2 separate regions of the Homo sapiens genome follow, and region 2 is linked to region 1. A link is an interaction called in ENCODE POLR2A ChIA-PET data of the cell type or tissue named here. Cell type or tissue: HepG2. All regions are shown on one strand. Each heading gives the region's core, and the rest is flanking DNA. Links, peaks and the distances in the headings are about the cores only. Region 1 overlaps ZC3H4 (zinc finger CCCH-type containing 4). Region 2 overlaps SAE1 (SUMO1 activating enzyme subunit 1).

The links. Peaks named below come from ENCODE experiments on the same cell type or tissue, not always from the same donor. Only the 100,000 strongest peaks of a DNase experiment are listed, where the experiment ranks them.
Region 2: POLR2A ChIA-PET joins it to region 1 with 5 read pairs; 3 of 35 experiments call an interaction of 5 or more read pairs at or near these places.

What each region holds. Positions count from the first base shown.
Region 1 is chr19:47,089,929-47,101,378 of GRCh38, forward strand. It overlaps ZC3H4 (zinc finger CCCH-type containing 4), which reads right to left. Exons shown (of 15, transcript NM_015168.2): 3 at 4,461-4,680; 4 at 4,042-4,152; 5 at 39-261. Among named protein-coding and RNA genes, the nearest start is that of ZC3H4, 18 kb to the right of the region's middle. RefSeq lists enhancers at 3,654-3,913, 4,344-4,453, 4,876-5,065, 5,336-5,385. In HepG2, for the core only: no CTCF peak of the experiment used is centred there; DNase peaks (open chromatin) are centred at 5,443 and 6,353; H3K4me3 peaks cover 714 bases.
Region 2 is chr19:47,202,962-47,211,657 of GRCh38, forward strand. SAE1 (SUMO1 activating enzyme subunit 1) reads left to right here. Exons shown (of 9, transcript NM_005500.3): 8 at 710-779; 9 at 6,198-7,675. The coding sequence ends at 6,290. Among named protein-coding and RNA genes, the nearest start is that of MIR3190, 20 kb to the right of the region's middle. RefSeq lists enhancers at 6,030-6,779, 7,771-8,065. In HepG2, for the core only: no CTCF peak of the experiment used is centred there; no DNase peak of the experiment used is centred there.

The DNA.
Region 1 (11,450 bases), core at 3,467-8,466:
CGATGCCCCAGAGGAGAAACTGTAAGGGCAGGGCTCACCTCGGCCGCGGCTGCTGCCCTCCTTGGCACGCCGGTACTGGTTCAGCTCTTTGGTGAAGTCGTCATAGTCCTCCTTGCCCATGTCCTCCTCCTCGTCGCCCTCATATTCCCCATACTGCTCATTCTCGTAGTCCTCGTACATGCCATAACTCTTGCTGTCCATCTTGGAGTATGCCTTCTTGGGCAGGGGCGTGGCATGCGATGGGGGGTACTGCTGGTGGGACTGCGTCCCAGAGATGGGGAAAAGAGGTGAGCCGGATCCCACAGCCGTGGGTGCAGACTACCAAGATACCCAGGGTTCCCTAAACGAACATGTCTGTCTGGGTGTCACTACTGTCCCAGGGTTGCACTGCTGGTCTCCAGCCCCTCTGGGGACTGGTTCTCGTACCAGGGAGTGGGAGTAGCAGCGGGCCCAAGTGTTTCTGTTCTTCATAAAGGGCCAGAACTAGAAAGAAAACAGAACCACAGACCCCCGATCCCTGATGAACAAAGGGGAGAAGAAGGGAGCATTTCCCAAGGATGCAGAGCAAGCGCACGTGGAGGGGCCTGGGAAGCAGGCGGGGGCTGCTTGGTCACAATTTTCCTAGGGCCCTGGAATTCAATAAATGGCCTGCTTGGCAGCCAGGCTGGACAGCCATCTCAAATGATGCTTTCCAAAGTGTGGTAATGCCAAGTGGTACTAGAAGAAGTTAAAGATACTCATAAAAACGGAAGCAACCAAGACATCCTTCAACAGGTAAATGGATAACAAACTGGTATATCCAGACAATGGAGTAACGACGAATATGTAACAATAAAGTGTGTATTGGGCAAAACCCAGAGAACTATACAACCCTAAGTAATAACAATGTATCAATACCGGCTCATCAATTCTAACAAAGTTACCACAACAATGCAAGACATTGGTAATGGGAAACTGGAGGCAGGGAAGGGGGCAGGCAGAGGGGAGAAGGGAACTCTACTACTACCTGCTCAATTTTGAATAAACTTAAAACAGCTCTAAAAAAGAAAGTCAGGGGGCTGGGCGCGGTGGCTCATGCCTGTAATCCCAGCACTTTGGGAGGCCGAGGCGGGCAGATCACAAGGTCAGGAGATGCAGACGCGAAATGCGATCTCTACTAAAAATGCAAAAATGCAACAACAACAACAACAACAAAATAGCCGAGTGTGGGGCAGGCACCTGTAATCCCAGCTACTTGAGAGGCTGAGGCAGGAGAATTGCTTGAACCCGCGAGGCAGAGGTTGTAGTGAGCAGAGACTGCACCACTGCACTCCAACCAGGGTGACACAGCGAAACAACAACTCAAAAAAATTAAAATAAAGTCCGGGCACAGTAGCTCACACCTGTAATCCCAGCACTGTGGGAGGCCCAGGCAGGCAGATCTCTTGAGGTCAGGAGTTCCAGACCAGCCTGGCCAACATGGTGAAACCCAGTCTCTACTAAAAATACAAAATGAATTAGCCGGGCATGGTGATGGGCGCCTCTAATCCCAGCTACTCGGGAGACTGAGGTGTGAGAATCACTTGAACCCGGGAGGCAGAGGATGCGGTGAGGCAAGATTGCGCCACTGCACTCCAGCCTGGGCGACAGAGCGAGACTCTGTCTCAAAAAATAATTAAAATTAAAAAAAAAAAGTTGGGCCAAGCGTGGTAGCTCACGCCTGTAATCCCAGCACTTTCGGAGGCAAAGGCAGGCAGATCACAAAGTCAGGAGTTCGAGACCAGCCTGGCCAACATAGTGAAACCCCGTCTCTACTAAAAATACAAAAAAAAAAAATTTGCCAGGTGTGGTGGTGGGCGCCTGTAATCCCAGCTACTTGAGAGGCTGAGGCAGGAGAATCGCTTGAACCAGGGAGGCGGAGGTTGCAGTGAGCCGAGATTGTGCCACTGCACTCCAGCTTGGGCGACAGAGCGAGACTCCATCTCTAAATAAATGAATGAATGAACGCATAAAAAAGTCGGCTGCGCATGGTGGCTCATGTCTGCAATCCCCGCACTTTGGGAGGCCGAGGTGGGCAGATCATTTGACCCCAGGAATTTGAGACCAGCCTGGGCAACATTTTGAAACCCCATCTCTACCAAAAGTACAAAAATTAGCCTTGGCGTTATGGCCCATGGTTCCAGCTACTTAGGAGGCTGAGGCAGGAAGATCACCTGAGCCCAGGGAGCTCGAGGCTGCAGTGAGGTGAGATCACACCACTGCACTCCAGCCTGGGCAACAGAGTGAGATCCCATCTCAATAAACAAACAAACAAACAATAAAGCCCACTAATTTTAAAAAATCCGAATTATAGAAAAACAGGACAATGCAAAATACAGCTAGACACACAGACACACATACAAGTACTTTAGCAGATCTTTAAAATGCCTCCAGCTCTAGTTCATAAAAAGCACGCAATGTTCCCTCCATTTCCTGCCTCCCTCAGGTTTGAAGGCCAAACCTACACCAGTAGATCAATCTCAACTATGGTATTGGACAATGAATCATTTGTTGTGATGGATGATGCTGGGTCATGGGATACCTGGGACAGCTTTAAAGACCTACTAACTTTAAAACATTTCTCAACCAGCCGGGCACGGTGGCTCTCGCCTGTAACCCTAGCACTGTGGGAGGCCAAGGCGGGCGGGTCACCTGAGGTCAGGAGTTCGAGGCCAGCCTGGCCAACATCGTGAAACCCTGTCTCTACTAAAAATACAAAAATCAGCCGGGCAAGGTGGCACATGCCTGTAATCCCAGCTACTCGGGAGGCTGAGACAGGAGAATCGCTTGAACCAGAGAGGTGGAAGTTGCAGTGAACCGAGATTGCCCCACTGCACTCCAGCCTAGGCGACAGAGCAAGACTCCGTCTCAATAAATAAATAAATAAATAAATAAATAAATAAACAAACAAGACAAAACATTTCTCATCCAAACCCGGACACCCACGTGCCAACGAATACTGGGTAAAGTAATCATAAGATGATTTGCGGCCGGGCGCGGTGGCTCACACCTGTAATCCCAGCACTTTGAGAGGCCGAGGCAGGCGGATCACGAGGTCAGGAGATGGAGACCATCCTGGCTAAGACGGTGAAATCCTGTCTCTACTAAAAACACAAAAACTTGGCCGGGAGTGGTGGCGGGTGCCTGTAGTCCCAGCTACTCAGGATGCTGAAGCAGAAGAATGGTGCGACCCCAGGAGACAGAGCTTGCAGTGAGCTGAGATTGCACCACTGTACTCCAGCCTGGGCGACAGAGTGAGACTCTGCCTCAAAAAAAAAAAAAAAAAAAAAAAAATGATTTGCTTTTCTCTTATGGGATTTTCTGGGGGAAGAAATGGTATACAAACTGAACAAATAATTTAAATTGCTGCTTGAAATGAGAGCGACAGTGGCTGAGTATCTAACCTCTGCCTACTGGCTACTTGAGAACATTTCATTCTCTTGCCAATTTCCCAAAAAGGTCATTTGTGAACAGTGGAAGCCAGTCAGCCGTGACGTGGACCAGTCAGCATCTTTCTCTGAGACATACAGGGCCTTGCTAAGGCCGCATGGAGGAGGCTCGAGAACATGCCTCATGGAGGTCAGCTAGGGCCTGGGTTCAAATCCCAGCTCCTTTACTTCAGAGAGCTGGGCAACCCTGTTGAAATTTTCTTTTCCTTTTGAGACAGGATCTTGCTCTGTCTGTCACCCAGGCTAGAGTACAGTGGCTGATCATAGCTCACTGCAACCTTAAACTTCTGGGCTCAAGGGATCTTCTCACCTCTGCCTCCTGAGTAGCTGGAACTACAGGCATGCCTGGTTAATTTTTTTATTTTTTGTGGGGTCTCACTTGGTTGTCTGGGCTGCCTTGTTGAAATTGTCTAAGTTTCAGTTTCCTCACTCATAAAATGGGGATTAAATTAATACCTGATGGCCCAGGACTGAAACTCACAAAAAATGCCCAGAACACAGCAAGTGCTCAAGAAACACAAGCAGTTGAACTCCTCCCGGCCCCAGAGCTCAGCAGTGCATGCCAGTCACTCACCGGCGCATATGGGGGGCTGTACTCTCTGTACTTGCGGTGACCTTTCTCACTGGGGCTGAAATCCGAGTCATCTGAGAAGTCAGAGAAGTCATCGCTAGAAGAAGCATGGCGCTGTAATGACAGGGGAAGGAGACTCAGCAACCTGCCACAGGCAGGCCACTCGGGCACAGTCAGCCTCAGGACAAACTATGCTGGCATGTGCCGCAGGGCTCTGCGCTTCACCTGAAACACCTCACCTGGGGCACTTAGTGGCAATGAAGCATAAGCTACCAACTCTTTTAAAAAAGGTCTTTATCCAATTTGAGATAAGCAAAGGCATTAAGAGTGCCCTCTGGGGTGGACAGCAAAAGCTCAGCCCCTGGGGCTCTCAGCCAGGCCCAATGCCAGGCAGTGGCAGTCCCAGGGGATCTCCGACCTACTTTGTGCTTGGATTTCCTCCTCTTCTTCGACCTCCTTTTCTCTTTCTCCCGCTCTTTCTTCCGTTTCCGCTTCAGTCTCCTGTGGGACTTCTCCTCATCCGAATCACTGTGATGCTTCTCCCCCTTTTCTTTCCGGCTTCTCTCAGGCCCTCCGGAGGTATCCTGGGTCTCCTCTGCCCCATCATCTTCCAATTCACCTTCTTCCAACTCTCCATCTTCCCTACAAACAAACCCCAATCCCACCATGAACACAGGGTTTGAGAGGAGACCTCCTAGGGCTCTGGGCTGGCCAAGGCTGACAGGAACCGAAGGCCTGACTGCTGTGAGCGAAGTGAGACCCTGGGAGGACATGGGGGCCATGGCCTCTTGTTCCATCCCTTATCCTCCCCCTGAAAGAACTGTGCTTGCTCCAGTCTAACCTGGCTGGGGGAGGGGTAGGAGTTTAAGGGCATTACCACTAACACCGGGACACATCTACGCCAGATTTCCCAACAGAACTAGTGTTCTTAGAAGAAGAAACCGACAAGGTGCTGTGGTCACATAAGCAGGAAGAGCCCCATCTTGGGGATTCATAATGCTTAACGCTGCACAACTTCCAGGAAGCCCCATAGTCCAGAAACCCACACAGCTCTGCTGTGAAGCACTTGGGGCACTTCTAAACCTTGCTTGACCACAGAAGTCTCTCTCCCAGGGAGCACAGACCCACATCCCCTCCCTCCCAGGCCCAGGATTGCCTGCTGGGCCCCGGGCCCCAGTGAGCTGGGCGTCAGTGCCACCTGAGGCTGAGGGCGGTGGCTGTGCACCGTGGAGAGGGCCTTGGTTCTGAACCAGGGGTGGCCCCAAGCTACCTGGGACCCACCCACAGGCAGGCCTGGGCTGTGGCCTGAGAACCCTCCAAGTACTTTATTACAAAAGCCCCATGAGAACCGCTGGAAACAGGCTCAGAGTCCCAGGTCACAAGGTCTGACCCACCCTCGTCAGTCCCACACCTCTAGGCCGGAGGCAAGCAAACACTGAGCAGCTGGAGGAGGGGGGACGGATCCCAGGCCCCTCCTGAGGGCCTCACATGATACCGGCCCTGCTTTCTCTCCCTCCTCTGACTCACCTCCAGATAGTGGAACCCCTTCTGGCTCCCCATCCTACACTCTTCCAATTCCCCCGTGTCACCCCAATCTCCAGGACTTTAAAAGTGCTCTCCAAACATGACAGACACTGCCCAGTGGACATTCTGCATATGTAAATATCTATGGGGTGGGGTAGGAGTGAGGAAGAAATTGGGTTCAGGAGGGGGAGGCTGGAAAAAGAATCCAGTTTTTGAGCCAAACCCACAGACACAGTGTTCACAAGTACAGGAGTTGGTAAAGGAAAAAAACAATCTTTTTGAATAATTTTAAAAAGCTCCCAAAGTTCCCCATGAATGACCACAAAAAGGCTTGCGTGAGAGCATCCAACTCCTTCCGTCTCAATTAACTAGGACACAAAGAGAAGTGATGTAAGGAGGAAACATCACGAGCCCAGGCCCCAAAAGGTTAGCCACAAATGGAGCTATCTCTGCGGAAAGGCCCGCAGCTGCCCAAGCGGGAGCCAATGTATTAGGCGTGCTTGCCTGAAGGTTCCAGGGCATGTGGCAGACTCCTCCTCCCAGGACCCTCCACTGTCCTTTCGCTTATGTCCCTCCCTTTGTCTGCCTTGGGGCTGCTACCCAAACATCAAGGAGCGCCTCAAGAGCAGCTTTTTCTATGAACTCTCACTCCCAGTTCAAAGGGGATGGGTTCTATTTCAAACCCAAGTGGCCCAGCCCCACAGATACCCCTGGGCAGAGGTCAAGGGCAACTCTCAAAACAGAATGCAGGACACAAAACTCTTTCTGCTGCTTCAAAGTCAACAACACAGGTGACCTGACCCATGTGCACCTTGTGTTGCTTCCCCGACTAGCAAACTTGGAATGGGGCGGGGGTGCAGGCTGCAGTCCTGACAAGGGAGGTGCCTTCCCGCTGGGGTGCGGCCCACAGAAACCAGGCGTGGAGCAAAGTCCTCACTGGACACCTCACCCACACCGAAAAGGGCCACATGACTGGGAAAACTGGTTTTGTCCCAAGGGAGAAGCTGTTACTCAGTGACATGGCAAACTGCCCGCCGCCAGGAGCTGTGCAGACACTGGGAGGTGGCACCCTGATGGGAATACTGGGGGCAGGCCAGGGCCACACCTCAAGAGAAAGGGAGAGACGGACAGACTGAGCGGGAGAAGGCCCGGGACAGACTGGAGGTATACATGCTGGGGTTCCATAAAGAAAAGCTAAGAACAACATTACTCTCGACACTTAAGTCTAGAAGGGATAAAGCTGAGAGGGACATGATCACCACCCAGGCCACTAATATTTTAAATGCCATATCTGTGCCAGGTTGCTTGACTACCTCCTTTTCTGCACTGACAAGAAACTTGGTCCACAAGGCAGGTGCCTGATCATCAGGGCTGGGTCAGCTGAGCCGGAGTGGGTGGCAGCCTCAGCACGCCCTCCCTTATGTCCAACACCGCGGCACAGCAGGCGACAGTCTTGCCCAGGGTCAGCTGAGGCCTCCTTCCCTGTCCTGATGCCACTCGCTGGCTCGGACGAAGGTACAGGCTACTCTACATCTAACACCTGCGGGCAGAGGACAAAAGACCATTCAAGGAACTCCAAGAGCCTTAACCATCATCCAGAATGATTCTAGAAAGGAATCACCAAGGTAGAGAAGTGCAGCATTCAAATTCACCCTACAAAGACCTGAGCCAAAGAGGGATTCTGCACATTATCGATATTAACAGCTCCAGGCACATCTGGGCTCAAAGAGAATCAACCATACAACTTTTCACAAAACAGGCAGTGACTACTTGAAATTTTGTTTCCCTAAAGTTGAGAGAGGCAGAGAAATACATAGGATTTTTTTGTTGTTGTTAAACTGCTGACGGTTGATAAAGGGGCACTGAGACAGCAACAATAAACAGATCACTGCATTCTCAGGGCCCTCTGGCCATGTCAGGCCCTCAAGCCCCTCCGAGCCCTGGGCTAACTTCTGTCCACAGTCACCTCAAGGGGTCCCCCCTCACGACACCCAAGATGCTCTCCTAGCTAAACGTCCTGCGTGAACACGAGGTCTTGACTATATTCTTCAGACTCTGTTCAACAGAAAGCAAAAAGAAAGGAAGTCGAGCCAAATGGGAATCCCGTGGGCCACCAGCGCGACGGCACAAAGGCGGTCTCAACAAAACAGCAACCAGGTTTCAGCGATGCCACTTAACAGACTGCCGGCAAAATCCGTGTCAGAGTGGGATTAAATGCCAAGGGAACATGCTTAATAGACCTCGACATAATCCCCCAAGAAAAGTGGGGGAAGCCCCACCGCGCTAATCATTTCAATCTAGACCTGCCAAACTCTCTTGAGACAAGCAAGCAGGAGAAAAGCCTGCCGTGGCGGCCTGTGCAGGGAGCACTCTATTCCCAGAGCCTGGATTGGCAACGCCTGACATGGCTGCACTCGGTCCGCTGCCCAGAGCCCTCGGGAACAAGAAAGCAACCACCCTGGGAGACCGACTTGGAACTGGCCCCCATGAGGAAATGGGAAGAGGCCAACGCCTTGCCTTGAGCCAGTCCTGCCCCGTACCTCCCGGACAAAGCTCCCGGGTATTTCGGTTCCCATTTTCAGCACTGGCTGCTCCTCCCCCTGGTCAAAGAACAGATCTGGACGCCCACTCTAAGGAACAGGCCAACTCCACAGGGCCCACAAGGATGCTGGGTTCAGCACACACCACGGACTTGGCAAAAACAGTGCTTGGTAAAGACATTTCATGTTCAGACCGGGTGTGGTGGCTCATGCCTTCGGGAAGCCAAAGCAGGCAGATCACTTGAGGTCAGGAGTTCGGGACCAGCCTGGCCAACACGGCAAAACCTTGTCTCTACCAGTAATACAAAAATTAGCTGGGCGCGATGGTGGGTGCCTGAAATTCCAGCTACTCAGGAGGCTGAGGCACAAGAACTTGAACCTGGGAGGCAGAGATTGCAGTAAGCCAAGATTGTGCCATTGCACTCCAGCTTGCGAGACAGAGTGAAACTGTGTCTCAAAAAAAAAAAAAAAAAAACTAATCCCAGCACTTTGGGAGGCCAAGGCAGGCAGATCACCTGAGGTCAGGAGTTTGAGACTAGCCTTGCCAACATGGCGAAACTCCGTCTCTACTAAGAATGCAAAAATTAGACCAGTGAAGTGGTGGGTGCCTGTAGCCCCAGCTACTCAGGAGGCTGAGGTAGGAGAATCGCTTGAACCTGGGAGGCGGAGATTGCAGTGAGCCAAGATCGCGCCACTGCACTTCAGTCTGGGTGACAGAGCTAGAGACTCGGTTTCAAAAAACAAAACAAAACAAAAGATATTTCATGTCCAAAGTAGACATGATATTTCAAAGGAGATATTTCATACTGCCTCATCCAGCAGCCTACAGATTCGGGCCTCATGCTCCTTTCTGCAGACCAAGTAACTCAACCAGCTCCACCTCTTCTCTGGAGTATGCTCTTAGTCTGTAACCTGAGCCTTGCTTTTCTGATCTACTGAATGGGATAACAGCAGCACCTATCTCAAGGGCTGTGAAGGTTAAATGAAATAATAGGGATAAAGCCCTTGACATGAGGAACAGGCACAAAGGAAGAAGCAGCTGTTGGTTTTAAAAACCAGCTAGCATGAGGGCATCTCTCCACGGAAAGCCCTAACTGGCTGGAATGCTAAGTGGGAAGCATGTTCTCTATAAGAAAGCTACAGCCAGGGCCGGGCGCGGTGGCTCACGTCTGTAATCCCAGCACTTTGGGAGGCCGAGGTGGGCGGATCACCTGAGGTCGGGAGTTCAAGACCAGCCTGACCAACATGGAGAAACTCCATATCTACTCAAAATACAAAATTAGTCGGGCTTGGAAGAACACGCCTGTAAACCCAGCTACTCGGGAGGCTGAGGCAGGAGAATCACTTGAACCTGGGAGGCGGAGGTTGCAGTGAGCCAAGATCACGCCACTACACTCCAGCCTGGGCAACAAGAGTGAAACTCCGTCTCAAAAAAAAAAAAAGAAAAAAAGAAAGCTGCAGCCAGCTCTCCCTGACGGACACTGCTGACTGCTGGTCAACAAGTTCTTTCTACTTGGTCACAACCACACATACACTGTTCTCCCAAGCCATCCTGCTGACAAAACTGACAAAAGCAACATCTCCCCTTCCTCAGCTCTAATCTAGGCAGTACCAGAAGCCACCAAGTGGCTAATCAAGACAAAAAGGCGTAGGGAGAGCTGAGCCCCGGGAAGGAACAAAGGCTTCTTACAGAAATGAAGCTTGGCAACATGGCAGCTCTCTAGACAAGAGGGTTGGACGAAAGCTGAAAGGGGCCCAGGGTTTATGGATCAACCTGGTTTACAAGAGTTTAAAAAAAAAAAAAAAAAAAAAAAGGCAAAGTACAACACAAAAGATGGAAACTCATGGGAACAGCAGCGGTTACCTTAAGATCATGAGAGCCCTTGATAAGAGGCGGCTAGGTTAATGTGAAGGTCAGGGTTATGATCATTAACTGCCCAGACTCTCAACAAATTGCCTGGGTAGGCTCTGAATGACCCATTAACTAGGGACAAAATCACAAAAATTACAAGGAGGCGCCGCCTCTTCAAATATTTAACAACCAGCCTAAATGCAGAAGTCCAGGATCCCCAAGTCCGATTCTGCGGACTAGTCGTTTATTAGGATTGAAGGCGCAGGGCCTTTGCTTCAGAAATTCAGCTCAGGGCTCATGCCAAAGAAAGGCCCGAGACCTTCCCTTGAGTTAGGACGTAATGAAGCAGCCATAGGGGAAACCTCACGGAGGGATTTTCAGAGCCAGGAAATTCTTGAAATAAACCTCTGGGTCTTGCACATGCTTTTCAGTGTCCTTACTACCTAGGTTCATCAACCAGAAACCAAGAACAAATGTGCTCTGTCTCCTTTTCTTCAGCATTCTCAGGTGTCATCATAGCCTGCTCTGTGACATCATGCCATTTCCATGGTAACGTGCCTACGCCACGGCAACCACCCAAGTGAGACACAAAACTGGCAAAGAGAAGTCCAGGCATCAGCATCTGTACCCTGTACCCTACACCCTCACTTCAACATAAGACAGTCTACCCACTGCTGGCATCTAGATACGAAGACACCTACTGGTGGATGTGACGATAGGAGAAATTGGAGCCATCTGAACCCAGCCTGGGTATTTGAGATATTAATTGTTAATCTTGTTAGAAATGAGTTTTGTAGAAAGGTTTTTTGTTTTGTTTTATTGTCTTTTCTTTTGAGACGGGGATCTTACTCTGTCGCCCAGGCTGGAGTGCAGTGGCGTGATTTCGGCTCACTGCAACCTTCGCCTCCTGGGTTCAAGTGATTCTCATTCCTCAGCCTCCTGAGTACTGGGATTACTGACACCTGCCACCGCGTCCAGATAATTTTTGTATTTTTAGTAGAAACAGGGTTTCGCCATGTTGGCCAGGCTGGTCTCGAACTCCTGACCTCAGGTGATCCGCCTGCCTCAGCCTCCCAAAGTGCTGGGATTACAGGTGTGAGCCAACACACGCGGCCTGTAGTTATGTTTTTAAATAATCATAAAGTTAGAGATTCATACTGAAGAATCTACAGGTATAGGCCAGACACAGTGGCTCATGCCTGTAATCCCAGCATTTTGGGAGGCCAACAGGCGGATCACTTGAGCCCTGGAATTTGAGACCAGCCTGGGCAACATGAGGAAACCCCATCTCTACAATAAATACAAAACTTAGCCTGGCAGCATGTGCTTGTAGTCCCAGCTACTCAAGAGGCTAAGGCGAGAGGATCGATTCAGCCAGGAGGTCGAGGCTGCAGTGAGCTATGATTGCACCACTGCCCTCCAGCCTGGGCAACAGAGTGAGACCCTGTCAGACTGCTTGAGCCCAGGAGTTAGAGACCAGCCTGGGCAACACAGTT
Region 2 (8,696 bases), core at 154-5,153, 110 kb after region 1:
GTAGGGAGGCTTTCCCTTTCACTTGTCTGTGTTCCAGTTTGCTTGGTGAGCACACAGCATTGTGTTCAGGAGTAGGAGCTGGCAGAGCACACTTCCTTTGGGGAAGTGGTGGAATTAAGTGATTTGCTTACTAGGATGGGTAACTTGGAGGGGCAGGTGACTGTGTCATCTAAAATTTGTCCTCTAGATGCCCCATCCTGGCCCAGAAGGGCTGGTTTCTATGTGGGTTGTGAAGACTTTTTCTGCCCTCATACTTTAATTTCACGCCTCAAATTTCCCTTGCTTCCTACATGTTAACACAGGCCTGCTCCCTGACATTTGTCTGGGAATAGCATATAGAACCCACTGGCCATTATGGGTAAGAAGAGAATTGCGAGAATGTGACCAGGGCACTGAAACATCTGATATCTCTAGGACAGATATAGGAAGCACAGATATAGTCTTTCCTTTAACTTATAAAGGTAAAAATAAAAGTATTGTGAAAGAATTTCTGCTTGCCAAAGTTCAAAGGTCTTTTCCAACCACTTATGAATCCCTTGCTCAGATTTCATTTTCACGCCTAGATGCCAGCATTAACACTGCTATCTGAATCGGGCCCTCCTGCTAGAAGTTGTTTTTATTCAGGAGAGCCTACTACTGAATTTCTCCAGATGTCATGGTCACAGTTCTGTTCCCAGTGCTCCATTTTCCTTGTCTTCCTCTCTTTTAGGTACTGCTTCTCCGAGATGGCCCCAGTGTGTGCGGTGGTTGGAGGGATTTTGGCACAGGAAATTGTGAAGGTAAAACATCACTGTGGAGCAGAAAATTGTTAACCATGACTTTGTATATGTGCTGACAGAGAGAATGGAAACTGTCTTAGACAGCTGCCTGCTTTCTCTCACCCCATTCATCTTTGTTTCATGCCCTCCCCATTTCCACCTCATCCCATTTTCTCTGGCCCATCCAGGTGCCATTCAGCAAATGACCTTGGAGTGCCTGCTCTGTGCTTAGCTCACAGTTGGCCATAGTGCCTCGAAGGTGTGATCTGCTCTCCCCTAACTGTATTAGTTATCCAGTGCCTGTTGTATTGGTCAGGGATTCTGCTTCTCATAGCTCTATAAGTGAGTACTATCATGATCCCCACTTAAGAGGAAGACACTTGGGCCCATGAAAGGGACTCCAGAACCTGTGCTCTTAACCTCTGTACAGTTTATCTCTATTCATCACCATGACATCAAAGCCCTCCCTTTTTTTTTTTTTTTTTTTTTTTTTTTTGAGATGGAGTCTCGCTCTGTCCCCCAGGCTGGAGTGCAGTAGCACGATCTCAGATCACTGCAAGCTCCACCTCCCGGGTTCACGCCATTCTCCTACCTTAGCCTTCCAAGTAGCTGGGACTACAGGCGCCTGCCACCACGCCCAGCTAATTTTTTTGTATTTTTAGTAGAGACAGGGTTTCACTGTGTTAGCCAGGATGGTCTGGATCTCCTGACATCGTGATCTGCCCACCTCAGCCTCTCAAAGTGCTGGGATTACAGGCATGAGCCACTGTACCCAGCCGCACCCCCCCCCTTTTTTTTTTTTTTTGAGACAGAATCTCACTTTGTCTCTCAGACTGGAGTGCAGTGGCATGATCTTGACTCACTGCAACCTCCGCCTCCTGGGTTCAAGCGATTCTCCTGCCTCAGCCTCCCGAGCAGCTGAGAGTACAGGTTCCCACCACCACACCAGGCTAATTTTTGTATTTTTAGTAGTTCACCATATTGGCCAGGCTGGTCTCGAACTCCTGACCTTGTGATCCTCCCACCTCAGCCTCCCAAAGTGCTGGGATTATAGGTGTGAGCCACCGCACCCGGCCAAGCCCCCGTCTTTTTAACCACACACTGTAGGTATTTGTAGAGAAATCAGTTTCTGTGTCCCCATGAACACACCAGGAGCCCCTCAAGGCTCTGTACAGGATGACCCGTGACCCTGTTAGGTAGGTGTTAGTGTGTCTCTCAGAAGGGAAGCATCTTATACAGGGTCACATAACCAGTAACTAGCACAGCCTTTTGAGGGTCTTCTGGAACATTTGGGTTGCTAAAACTATACCATACCCCCAAATATATTGTACATTCTTTGCAGACTTTGCTATTTGCCCGAAGATGTTAAATTTGCCTTTTGCAGGTTCTTGGCTGCCTTCGTGGACTCCGGTGAGGCTTTTTCCTTCTTTCTTATGGAGCAGAGTCGTGCCTGGTTAAATGATTGGCCATGTCCATGTACATGTCAAGTTTGAGCTTGGGAGGACAGTTTGGAGGCCAGCCCTTAACACTTTGTCTTGGGGTCTGTACATTCTGGAGGCGTTTGGCTCAATTTGTTAGTCACACCGTTTTCCTAAGGCTACTTTTTTTTTTTTTTTTTGTCTATTTTTTCTGATCCTTCTCTCTGGTCTAAATTCTTCCTTTGATCAAATCTAACTTTCTTCTATGTAATGGGCACCGAGGAGATATTTGGAGGGGGAAGAAAAGTGTGCAATGGCCATACCTCTTTCCTTGCTCACATTTTATACATAGCCCAGAGTGATGTGAAAATTACAGTTTATATGCCCAATCTGAGAAGAGGGTAATGGCCACCCAGAGGACTGTTCGAGCAGGATTCTGAGGCTCCCTGTAGACAAACTGCAGGAAAGAGTGCAGCAATGGGAATGTTCTAAGTGGGGAATGGGAATGTACATATTTTTGTAGCCTAAAATGACGACACCACCAATAATAGACAAGACTTACTGAAAGCCCACTGTCTGCCACACAAAGACAGTGTTTTTTACGTGGATACTCATTTCATCTCCCACCGGCCCTATGAGGTAGGAACTCCTGTGATCCCTGGTTTATAAAAGAGAGACTAAGGTGCAGGAAAGAAGATGCTTGCCCAGGCTAGTGAGTGTGGTGCCAGGATGTGGGCCCAGGCAGTCTGGTTTCTGAGCCTGTCCTCTTCACCACGGGGCAGTCATGCATCAGGTGTTGCCTTCAATGGCACCATCATGTAGAGACTGCATGGACCCCAGGGCCGCTGCCCTTGCATTGTCAGCCTTACTTCTGCACATCCCATTGAGGGGCTCCCCCTAAATTTTTCATGTGGGATGGAGACTGGAGGTTGGGGCAGGTAGCCTTGACCCCATTGTTGGTGGTAGTTTCTCACATCCCCATCCTCACACAGCCCCCTCCTTCCTGCCTGCTGGAGACAGCTGGTGCCCAGCATCTTGTTTCTGTTTATCCCAGATAGCCAGAGTACTCTGCATTCTTCGTTGCTGGGTGTGTTTGGAATCTCCTCCTACCCCATCTTGCTTGGGAAGCACTTTACCTTTTGCCCCATGTCACCCCATGCCCTGCTCTCATCCCCAGTACTCCTTCATACTTATTACTGGTCAGCCTTCAGCCAGCTGGCAGGCGGGGCCTGCAGTCCAAGGGCCTCAGACTCACCTTTCTCTCCTGAGGCACTGTCTGAGCGCCTATGGAAAGCTTACACTAGGAGATGGGTCAAGCGCAAGTCTGCTCCTTTGGAATCATCTTTTGCGTCTTTCCTTTCTTACGTCCTTCTAGATACCCTATTTTATATCCATGTCTACTTCCTTGGGTTTAAAGCAGTTTTCCTTTCTCTCCATCCCCACCGTCCACGGCAGGTCTCCCTGTCTATGGTAAGAGAGGTGATAGTGAAAGCAGCAGCCATCCCAGGTTCATGGTAAAACACATACCATCTCCTGTATCTTGGGTTTGAGGGTCTAAGAGTTCCACCTGTGTACTGTTGGACCCTTCCACCTGGCTAGGTTGGTGGCATCCCCAGTATTGGTAAAGGACTCCTGGCCCTATTATTATTAATAGCAGCTCCTACTTACTAAGAATTTACTACGTGCTCGGCACTTTACAAGCCTAGTCACATTTCATTCTCACCAAAACTCTAGCAGGCAGGTGCTTTTTATTTGCCTATTTGCCCAGAGAAGCAAACTTCTTTCTGATCCAAGCTCCATGTGGACAGAGACCTCAGAATCCTTAATGTCTAGCTGAATACCTGGCATAGAGTAGATGCTTAATAAATGTTCCCTTGACTGGGTGCAGTAGCTCATGCCTGTAATTCCAGCACTTTGGGAGGATTGCTTGAACCTAGAAGTTCAAGACTAGCTTGGGCAACATGAGGAGACCTCATCTCTACAAAAGTCCCAGCTACTCAAGAGGGTATGGGAGGATATCTGGAGCTGGGGAGACGGAGGTTGCAGTAAGCCGAGAATGTGCCTCCCACCTGGGTAGCAGAACAAGATCCTATCTCAAAAAATTAAAAACATTTACAAATAAATAAAATTTCCCTGGAAAAATGGCTGACTAACACTATTTGTATATGGTAGATGTGATTGTCCCTGTTTTATGGATGAGGAAAAGGGTTTGGTGCTGAGTTTGAAGAGGAGCAGTTCAGGATGTGTAGCCCCACCTTCCTCATGAATGATGGGACGGTGCTCCTGGGAACCGTTAAACCCTGCCCTGGCAGCTTGCCTAGGTGATGTCTTCCTCTTTAAATGGTAGCTTGTGGTGAAATTTCAATCCTTTCTGGGTTAAGGACCTGTTTGAAAATTTGTGACAATTGTGAACCCTTTCTCAGAAAGATGTATGTGCATACAAGACTCAGTATGTTGTTTCGGGGGCTGACCCTGCCTCAAAAGACAGGGCCACGTGCTCACTCTCCTTCCCACCCCTCTCTCTCGCTCTCTGTTGCCCAGGCTGGAGTACAGTGGTGCCATCACAGCTCACTGCAGACTTGATTTCCCTGGACTTAAGTGATCCTCCCACCTCAGCTTCCTGAGGCACTGAGACTATAAGCACACGCCACCACATCCAACTAATTTTTTTTATTTTTTGTAGATATGGGGTTTTGCCATGTTGCCCAGGCTGGTCTCGAACTCCTGGGCTCAAGTGATTCTCCCGCCTCGGCCTCCCTAAGTGCTGGGATTACAGATGTGAGACATTAAGCCCAGCCCTGTTCTTGTATTTTAAAGTGCTCTGTCTGGTAACCCCACAAGATAATCACCATTGCCATTGCTAAATAGCATTGTCCAGGCCCTCTGGATCCCAGCCCTGACCCCCTGTGGAAGCCTAGCGACTCTATGTCCTCATGGAATAGCCCCCGCTTCTGCATCAGTGTGTTCCTTGATTAAATGTGTCCCCTTAGGTGATAAAGGCCACAGCCTAAGAACTGCCACCTTTCTCAGTTGAATAGTCATGAATAATTATTTCTGCTGTTTGCCCAATGGTGGTGCAACACAGTGTTAGTCATTGTTTTAGTTTTAAGGTGTTTTTTTGTTTGTTTGTTTTTTGTTTTGAGACAGGGTCTCACTCTGTTCCCCAGGCTGGAGTATAGTGGCACTATTACAGCTCACTGCAGCCTCAATGTCCCAGGCTCAAGCGATCCTCCCACCTCAGCCTCCCGAGTAGCTGGCACCTTGGGCATGCATCACCATACCTGGCTAATTTATGTCATTTTTCTTTTTCTCTTTTTTTTTGAGACAGAGTCTCACTGTGTCGCCCAGGCTGGAGTGCGGTGGCGCAATCTCAGTTTACTGCAACCTCTGCCTCCTGGGTTCAAGCAATTCTCCTGCCTCAGCCTCCCGAGTAGCATGCCACCATACTCGGCTAATTTCTGTATTTTTAGTAGAGACAGGTTTCACCGTGTTGGCCAGGCTGGTCTCCAACTCCCAACCTCAGGTGATCCGCCCACTTCAGCCTCCCAGAGTGCTGGGATTACAGGCGTGAGCCACTGCGCCCCACCTATTTTAGTTTTCATATAGACGGGATCTCACCATGTTGCACAGACTGGTCTTGAATTCCTGGGCTCAAGTGATTCTCCCACCTCAGCCTCCCAAAGTGCTGGGATTACAGGTGTGAATGTGCCTGGCCCTGGCCTGTTTTACATTTTTGAGATACATAGTTTAACCCAGGCAAATACATTTCTTAATCTCATGTTAGGAAAATAAGGTAATGTTTGGAGAGGTTAAATAATCTCCCCATGGACACACAGCTTGTAAGGGACAGAGCAAGGAGATAGGACAATCAAAATTGTCTCCAGACATTGCCAAATAGCCCTTTGGGAGCAAAATCGACCCCAGTTAAGAACCACTGCCCTAGACTGCTTTTAGAATTTTTTTTTCCCTCTATTCCTCTTAAAGCACTTGAGCTAAACCCTCTTTTCATTTTTCTCCCCAGGCCCTGTCTCAGCGGGACCCTCCTCACAACAACTTCTTCTTCTTCGATGGCATGAAGGGGAATGGGATTGTGGAGTGCCTTGGCCCCAAGTGAACTCAAGATTTGGCAGCCCCAGAGATGCCAACTGCAGCATGCCCACCTGTATTCCCTGTCCCCTTCCTTCATGAAGGCATCTCCAGGCAAGGAAAACTGAAGTCATTGGCCCGATACAAAACATTTCCTGCAACGAAGGAGGTGGTGCCGACGTGCTGCTTCCCATCACCAGCAGCTGCTCGACAAGGGGCGCAGGGTGGCTGTCTTTGTTCCAGCACTGTTCAGGCTGCCTGTCATCCCGGGCCTGCCAGCTCCCCTGAGTGATGAGCACTTCCAAGCACCCCTCTGCCCTTTCTCTGTCCTTATGCTGTCCCGGCCTCGCCAGCCCTCTGGGGCATTGTGGGAGATGCCTGCCAGGAATGAGCAAGCTCTGTTGCTCGGGAGCCTCTTGTCACCTTCTTGGACTTATTCCCCACCTGATACCTTATAGAGAAAAGTGTGAATTCAGGTGGAGAGTAGGCCCAGGCCCCATGAGGCACCAGTGGAAGCACAGCTCCAAGTTCAGACAGGTGCCCTTAGAGAGGAAAACCATGACAGGCAAATGCATTTCCTCTGGAGTTTGAGACCCTGACAAACAACAGGTGGCATCTGGTGTGCTGTTCTTGAGTTTTCGTTTAGGATTAGTTGAGTTCCAGCTGGGTTTTGGGAGAAAGGAGATGCTACCAAGTCTTGGATGTTAGGGCGAGACCCTGCAAGTTGAGTATTAGAGAGCTTGTCTTTCAAGGCAGGTTCCTGGGGCTTCAGGGCTAGGAGGGAGGAGCCTGCCCTTTTAACAGAACCCCAGTCACATGCGGCTCAAGTCACTCAGAGGCTGTTGCATTTCAGGGCTATGTTGGTCCTTTGTTTACCTCCTAAACCACAGCTGTTTGTGTTTCACATATGTTGTGAATTTTCCTTGGTTCTTTTTAAAGGAATGATAATAAAGTTACTTGCTTTAGGATTTGCTTGTTTTTCTTCCACTTCAGAAGCTTCTGAGAGGGAATGGGATGATCCTACCAGTTGCCTTTTCAGACCTGAGGCTCTAACTCAAGAGATTCCTCCTCTCCCTCACCATTCCTGCCACCATTTTTTCTGGGTGATGCAGCAAGAGTTAAATTGTTCACATTCTAGAATGTGTAGAAGCTTCTGGCTCCAGTTGTCTAATGGATAATTCAGCTAAATAGTGGCTATTTTCAGTGGCAAGAATTATAATAATAAAGGGAAGTCAAAAGTGATGCTTCATATGCCCCAAGTGCCACAGCCGCTACGGGTCAGAGCTTTTATTGGAAGACCAGGTTTGCCTTGATGCAGCCAAAGTGCGTTCCAGTTCACCCCACTCTTGCTTGTGTTTCTTCTTTATGTAAATTGTGTGATGTTTCAATAAATCAGTCTCTTTCCTATTCTGATCCTGCAGCAGTTAGTCGGGGAGAAAAGTGGTCTTCACTACAGAAGGGCCTCTGTTCCTCAACCCTGCATCACCTGCTCCCGCCGGAGGTGAGACAGGGGCTGCATTTCGGAAAGGATCCGTGTCTCGCCACCTTTAGTGCAAGTCAGTGGCGTCAGGGTCAGCAGTTACATTGCTGCATGAATTTCACGTGGTCTTTAAATTCTGAGCTAATTATACTCTTGACTGTAATGTGCAGCCTTGGTCACAAGGGGGAGCAGGTGGGTCTGGATTGATAAAAACAAAATTGTAGAATCGTCCCGGAAGCTTCAAACTTTTCCACCCTGTACCTCTAACGGCAGAGATTAAGTCACCCAGAGGACCCCTCAGGAATCGAGGGGAAAGCTGCCAGCCCCAGGCAAGAAATGTCTAGTTTCTACAAATTTCATAAACTGCCACATGATGTTTGTATTAATCATAAAAATGAAGAAAAAAAGGCCAGGCGTGGTGGCTCACGCCTGTAATCCCAACATTTTGGGAGGCTGAGGCGGACGAATCACGAGGTCAGGAGTTTGAGAGCAGCCAGGCCAACGTGGTGAAACCCTGTCTACTAAAATTACAAAAATTAGCCGGGCATGGTGGCGGGTGCCTGTAATCTCAGCTACTGGGGGAGGCTGAGACAGGAGAATCACTTGAACCTGGGAGGCGGAGGTCGCAATGAGCTGAGGTCGCACCACTGCACTCCAGCCCGGGTAACAGTGTGACACTCCATCTCAAAATCTGCAGTCAGTCAGGCATGGTGGGAGGCTGTGGCGGGAGAAGCACTTCAGCCCAAGAGTTCGTGACCAACTTGGGAAACAAAGCAAGACCCCATCTCCACAAAAAAAGAAATAGCTGAGCATAGTGGCTTGTGCCTGTGGTCACAGCTGCTTGGGAGACTGGGGCAGGAGGATCACTTGAGCCCAGGAGTTTGAGGCTGAAATGACCTGGATTTCACCACTGCACTGAAGCCTGGGTGAAAGAGTGAGACACTGTCTCGAAAA